Regions from separate parts of the Homo sapiens genome. Here region 2 is linked to region 1. Evidence: chromatin contacts called from ENCODE Hi-C or POLR2A ChIA-PET data. All regions are on one chromosome and are shown on one strand. The core of a region is the stretch at or near the end of the contact, and the rest is flanking DNA. Distances in the headings are between cores, read along the strand shown. Region 1 holds the start of ASB8 (ankyrin repeat and SOCS box containing 8). Region 2 holds the start of DRC2 (dynein regulatory complex subunit 2).

The links. Hi-C counts contacts between places; a loop is a spot of excess contacts on that map. ChIA-PET counts read pairs that join two places held with the same protein, here RNA polymerase II (POLR2A). Pooled maps may share reads with other maps.
Region 2: a pooled map shows a loop between it and region 1 (4-fold over the local background). The contact joins the promoter of DRC2 here to the promoter of ASB8 in region 1. A Hi-C loop is called at or near these places in 1 of 50 pooled maps. POLR2A ChIA-PET finds 5 or more read pairs at or near these places in 2 of 52 experiments (T-cell and naive thymus-derived CD4-positive, alpha-beta T cell).

Annotation. Positions count from the first base shown.
Region 1 is chr12:48,156,226-48,159,241 of GRCh38, forward strand. It overlaps ASB8 (ankyrin repeat and SOCS box containing 8), which reads right to left and starts at 1,290. Exons shown (of 4, transcript NM_024095.5): 1 at 1,234-1,290. RefSeq lists enhancers at 1,074-1,596, 1,101-1,150, 1,171-1,220, 1,251-1,470.
Region 2 is chr12:48,902,850-48,906,252 of GRCh38, forward strand. It overlaps DRC2 (dynein regulatory complex subunit 2), which reads left to right and starts at 1,284. Exons shown (of 8, transcript NM_033124.5): 1 at 1,284-1,619; 2 at 2,097-2,264. The coding sequence starts at 1,488. It also overlaps the pseudogene RPL32P27. RefSeq lists a silencer at 1,241-1,290.

The DNA.
Region 1 (3,016 bases), core at 40-2,539:
CAAATTAGGTATTTTTCTCCCGTTATCATGCACGGATAAGCTGACACACTTGTTTATATGTCTCTATGACATTTTCTAGATAGTTTAGATTTGGCATGTGTTTTAATCTCTCCAGTAGCCACTAAACTGCTCTGAGACAAGTATCTGTATCTTATAATTTTTTTGTTTCAAGGAAAAAAAAAGACAAGTGCATTTGAGTTGGTAATTCCAAGAATGGCAGCAGAAGACAGAGCATCTAAAGCAGGAGGCTTGGACCAAAGTGGTTCTGTTGCCTGTAATCCCAGCACTTTGGGAGGCCAAGGCAGGAGGAACTCTTGAACCTGGAAGTTCAAGACCAGCCTGAGCAACATGGCGAGACGACCCCAAAACCCAATCGTCTCTACAAAAAAATTCAAAAATTAAAATAAATAAATAAAGTCGTTTTGTTAACCATTTCTGGGCCATGATAATCGGATGAAACTAAATCCTGAACTAATTTCCCGGGCGCTCTTGGGCTCTGGGCTAAGAACTCCTGAGAGTATGGTCAGTGGTCTGCTGCTGCCTGGAAGCTCCCGGTAAAGGAATGAAACTTCAGGGCAGACAGCATTCACTTCAGGAATGGTCAAGGAAAGCTAAATTCGATCTCACTAGACAGCAGCCCGTGTAAGGTTTGATCCCCTTGGAAGGCCCTTTCCTCTGCTAGAGCTGAAAGCCCTGTCTCCCTCGTTTTCTTTTGCTACGGGATCCAGAGAAAACACCAAAGGGCACTTACTGAGAAGCTGAAAAAAAAAAAAAAAAAAAGCAAACTGGAAAAGAGAAGACACAACAGCTCTGATGCGAGGGAGGCCTCGGCCCCGCCCCCTCCCGCCCCGGGAGAACCTTGGCCGAGCCTGCAGCGCCCGTAATCCCCACCGCACCTGCTGCGGGAGGGCCCGCGGCAGCTGTCTCGCTGAGGCTAGGGGGCGGGGGGCAAGGGCACGAAACGCAAGGACGTGCGGTGTCACTTTCTGCACGGGCTCTAAACAGATCGCAGCAATCCCGGTAGGTCCGGTACTGAAAGAGAATCACGCAATTTGCGCTGGGGGGCCTCAGACGCGGACCAACCCCCTCTTCGATCTGCCTTCTAAGGCCCGGAAATAAGTCTCAGCCTCGAGAACTAGAGCACTTCGACCAGGGAGTAGAGGAAGCGTTATTGGGCGTGGTACCCTGGGTTAGGAAACCTGGCTGTAGACCCACTCCAAGGACCGCACTCACCGAATTGCTGGGCTGAGGTGGGGGTTGAAAGCCGCTGTCAAGGCGTGACCCGGAAGCAGAAGCTGTCGGGGGCAGGCCCTCTGTTTACCGGACTAGAAGACCAACTAAGATGGGCGCCTGCGCACTGATGAGTGTTCGTCAGCGGGGCGCGCCTGCGCAGACTTGTGCAGCAGCTTTCGCCCTCCAGAGGCCTAGTTAGGGGGTTACTTTCTCCTTTTACTCAGAGGCTTTGCGCGCAGGCTCAGTGCAGCGTTCTCGGCCACAGCCGCAGGGTTCGGGTCTTGGTCCTGCAGCGGGGATAAAAAAGCTCAGGAACCCTGAGTGTTGGGCCGATTCTATATGGTTGCACCTGCGTGGACCAGGCCAGCAGGGGTCCATCCACAATGGTTCAGTTGCTTAGGAGACTAAACTCTTAGTAGGAAGTGTCTTTGACAAAAATACTTACAGCATTATTCATAATGGTGGAACGAATCTATGCTCCTTAGAACCCTCCTGTACATGTCCACCCTCCTTCAAGTAAACCATATCAAAGACAAACTCAACCACCCAAGAGGTGTAGTATTCTAAATGTAGAGGAATAAATGACCTTTATAACTCTTATTAGGGTTAATGAAACTTCCCGCACAAAAACATGATGACACCTCTGAGTGACAGACTTTCTGTGCAAAGCATAAACATTTTGAAGTCAGCAGCACATGGTGGTGGTGCATGGAAGGAGTGAAGCAGCAGCCCATTTAGGCAGACTGCAAGAGTTGTGGTCTGCCCGGTAGCCTGTTTAACCAGAGTGCCCCACACCTACTCCCCAGAGCTTGTTCTAAGCAACCAAATCTAACCAATTAGAGATTTAAAGCAGGCCCAGACAGATCATGTACATCAGTAAGAGGATGGTAAACTGAAAGTTCATGACCTGGTCTGAGGAGTGGGCCTCCTTTGAGCTCCAGACTCAAAGGAATTTTGCCAGGTAGGAATATGCCCTCCACTTCCTGCCACTGCACCATGGTGAGATCGTCCATTTTTCAAAAGAAGCTGAAATACAGATTTTTTTTAAAAAGTGAATTTTTCCAAGTTGCAAATGTTGGCAATGTTTTTATTATTATTATTATTATTATTATTATTATCATCATCATTATTTATTTTTGAGATGTAGTTTCGCTCTTCTCACCCAGGCTGGAGTGCAATGGCGTGATCTCGGCTGGCTGCAACCTCAGCCTTCCGGGTTCAAGTGATTCTCCTGCCTCAGCCTCCTGAGTAACTGAGACTACAGTCACCTGCCACCACACCTGGCTAATTTTTTTTTTGTATTTTTATTAGAGATGGGGTTTCACCATGTTGGCCAGGCTGGTCTCAAACTCCTGACCTCAGGTGATCCACCCTCCTCGGCCTCCCAAAGTGCTGGGATTACAGGCATGAGTCACCACACTGGACCACATCTCTCAAATTTCTTGGTTGGGAAATGCTGAAGTATATAAATTCTGGGAAACCATCAGCATCTTACAAATGTAAGAATGAGCGGAGTCTCCCAGGGAGTGATAAAATAGGCTCTCAATACAGGTTATTTTACTTATTTATTGAAAAACTGAGTACACTTTTATTTTACTTGGCCTGCAACTCAGTATATGCAGAAAACTACTCTATGTCACACTCATGATCAATATCTTCTTATTTCCATTTGGCATGTCATTGAAAACCTAGCCCATCACTTAGCTAAAAATCACATAAGAGACCCCTAGAGAAATCAAACTAACTTTTTTTCCCCCCAAACAATAGATCTCATCTTTATTAG
Region 2 (3,403 bases), core at 34-2,533, 750 kb after region 1:
TCGCCACATTGCTCAAGCTAGTCTCGATCTCTTGGGCTAAAACGATCCTCCCGCCTCGGCCTCCCAAAGTGCTGGGATTACAGGTGTGAGGCACAGCGCCCAGCCTGCATATTCTTTTTGAGGTTCATCCACATTGTAGCTGGTATCCATAGTTTGTTCTGAATAATATTCCATTGTATGGACATAGCATATTTTGTCTACTCATTCACATGTTAATGGACATTTAGGTTGTCTCCAATTTTTCCAACTGGGCTATTATGAGTGAGACAGATAAGAAAATTCCTGTGCAAGTTTTTGTGTGTATACATGCTTTCATTTCTCTTAGGCAGATCCCTAAGAGTGAAATTATTGGGTCACATGGTAAATTTATGTTTAACATTTTAAAAAATTGCCAAACTGTTTTCCAAAGTGGCTACACCATTTTACATTTCTACCACCAATATATGAGGGTTCTCGTTTCTCCACATTCTCTCCAACACTTATCTTTTTAAAAAAGGTTTTTGTTGTTGTTGTTGTTTGCAGTTTTTACAGTTTTATTTAAACAGAAAACATACACATGAGCTGTCTACTCATTTTCTTTGCTGCGCAGCCTGGGATTGGGGTTGGTGACTCTGACGGCCAGCTGGGCAGCTCTTTTCCACGATGGCTTTGCGGTTCTTGGAGGAAACATTGTGAGCGATCTCAGCACAGTAAGATTTGTTGCACAACAGCAGCACTTCCAGCTCCTTGACGTGTGGACCAGGAATTTCCGGAAGCCACTGGGCAGCATGTGCTTTGTTTTCTTGTTGCTCCCATAATCAATGTTGGGCATCAAGATCTAACCCTTGAACCTTCCACGAACCCTGTTGTCAATACCTCTGGGTTTCCGCCGGTTACGCTTAATTTTGACATATCGGTCAGACTGGTGCCGGATAAACTTCTTGGTTCTCTTTTTGACGATCTTGGGCTTCCCAAGGGTTCTGAGGACGGTTTATAAAAGTGCACTGAGGGGAGGCTGAGACAGGAGAATTGCTTGAACCCGGGAGGCGGAGGTTGCAGTGAGCCGAGATCGTGCCCATCCTAGGCGACAGAGAGAGACTCTATGTCAAAAATAAATAAATAAATAAATAAATAAATAAATAAATAAATAAATAAAATGCACTGAGGAGACAGATTTTTGAGAGTTAAAAGGACCCTCTCAAAAACCGACCGCGGTCCTCCACTGGGTAGGGGGCGCTCCAAGACAGGGACTCTTCTAGCCTGTTGCCTCTCCATGTTAGCGATATCCTCGTTGCTAGGAGACTAGACGCGTCTTACAGTGGGAGAGCTCAGCCTCACTGATAGCCGGGGATCTCTCCTGTTCGAGGGCTGAGATCTCCGGTCCCACAACCGCCCACAACCAGGGGCACTTCTGGAAGTCCCCTTTCTAGGGACATTTTTCTTCTAAGCTCTGTAACGCGGGCCGAGGCAGACCGAGGCTTCTTTCCCGGATCCAATCCCCTGCCCCCATGCCTAAGAAAGAAAAAATGGCCAAGACGCCCCTGTCCGATGAGAAGCAGCTGCTTCTGTTTCAGCAGAAGTTGCTGGCAGAGGAGGAGATGGCCAAAAAGAAGGAGAGGCTCCTCAGCCAGTTCTTGAAGGTGATGGCCTTTTGCATTATGTCCTGCTCAACCCCATCCACCCCCTGCCCTGGCCCTGTCACTGAGGAAACCTCATTTTCATCCTGACCTCCCCTCCTCCGGAAATCCTGAGACCCAGATATACTTAGATTTCAGGCAACATTGTTTGGGAGGCGGGGGTGTTCTCTGCGAAGCACGGAGGGGGTGCGTGGTATACGGCTTGGCAATCTTTACTGAATCCCAGAACTGGGACCGTAGGTCCTGTCAGCTGTTCCAGCTGTCTGGAATGCTGATATTCTCCCTGGAGATAGGTCATTACAAACAACATCCTACTCTGATGCTCCCACCCTGAAGGAAATTCACCCTTGCCCTCCCTAAATGCCATCAGGCCGTTCCCATCGAAAAGGGGTAAGGTGTCAGCTGATAAATTAAGAGTGATCTTGTTTGTTGTACTGAAAGGCCCTGACTTCCTGGAGGTATATTTATTCCTTCACACAGGACAAGCTGGCCAAGGAGGAACACAACAGTGCTCTGAACCTTAATAAGATTAACACACAGTGGAGAACTGTCCTTCGGGAAGTCAAGACCAGAGAACTTCATAAGGACATTGAGATCCTCAGCCAAACATTTGAACGAGTGGTGGACTGTAAGGACAATGTCATCAAGGTAGGCACTCTTTCCAAGGAAACCTTGAGTATGGCTTCCTGACCTCTTAATAGAATGAGCCTAGTGAATCCATCTTAAAGCCCTCACAAGACACAGGCTGTGAGAAAGCCAGGCTATTGGTAATAATGGTTTTCACAGAAATAAAAAATAGAATATTGGGCTTTCATCCCTCTCTCCCTTAGAGGACCCACTCTTCTTGTCATCTATTGCCCAAAACCAGTACTATCCAATAGTAGAGTCATAAGGCACAGTAGACATCACCCAGTGACTTGAAATGAGTCCCACACCTTCATTTCAATGTCAGAAGGCTCAGTTCCAGAGGGGAACTGACTTGCCCAAGGTCACATAGCTAGTCAGTGAGAGAACCAGGACTCCAGCATGTGTTTATTGATTCCCACTGCAGTGCTCCATTCAACTAAATTGTTTGGCCTCTTGATTCAACTTCAGTGGCCCTGGATAAGGTTGAGAAGATCTCCATGGGTAAGAGCAGTTCTGGATTTCTAAGCAATTCAATCAGCCATCCTTATGCTCTTGGGAGGTTCTTGAGTTCTTGATTCCATCCTATCTTTTCTTCTAAGGGATTTTCTGTACCCCTTCTTTTGTCTTACTTTTAATATTCTGCCTCCATTTACTGCCTTCTCCTTAGTCTTTTCCATTATTTATTTATTTATTTATTTGACATGGAGTCTTGCTCTGTTGCCAGGCTGGAGTGCAGTGGCACAATCTCGGCTCAGTGCAACCTCTGCCTCCCAGGTTCAAGTGATTCTTCTGCCTCAGCCTCCCGAGTAGCTGTGACTACAGGCATGTGCCACCATGCCTGGCTAATTTTTGTATTTTTAGTTGAGATGGGGGTTTCACCATGTTGGCCAGGATGGTCTCGATCTCCTGACCTTGTGACCCACCCGCCTTGGCCTCCCAAAGTGCTGGGATTACAGGCGTGAGCCACTGCACCCAGCCAGAGTCTTTTCCATTTTCAACAAAACAAAGCCCACAGTAACAGCAAAATATACATTGCCAACATGGTATTCCCCCTCTAGAAAACACACATTTCTCTTTCATAGCCTAATCCCTGGGGAAAGAGCTCAGCAGACCCTGGGCAGCTTCCAGAGATAAATATTAAGAGTCCTCAAATTTGCAAT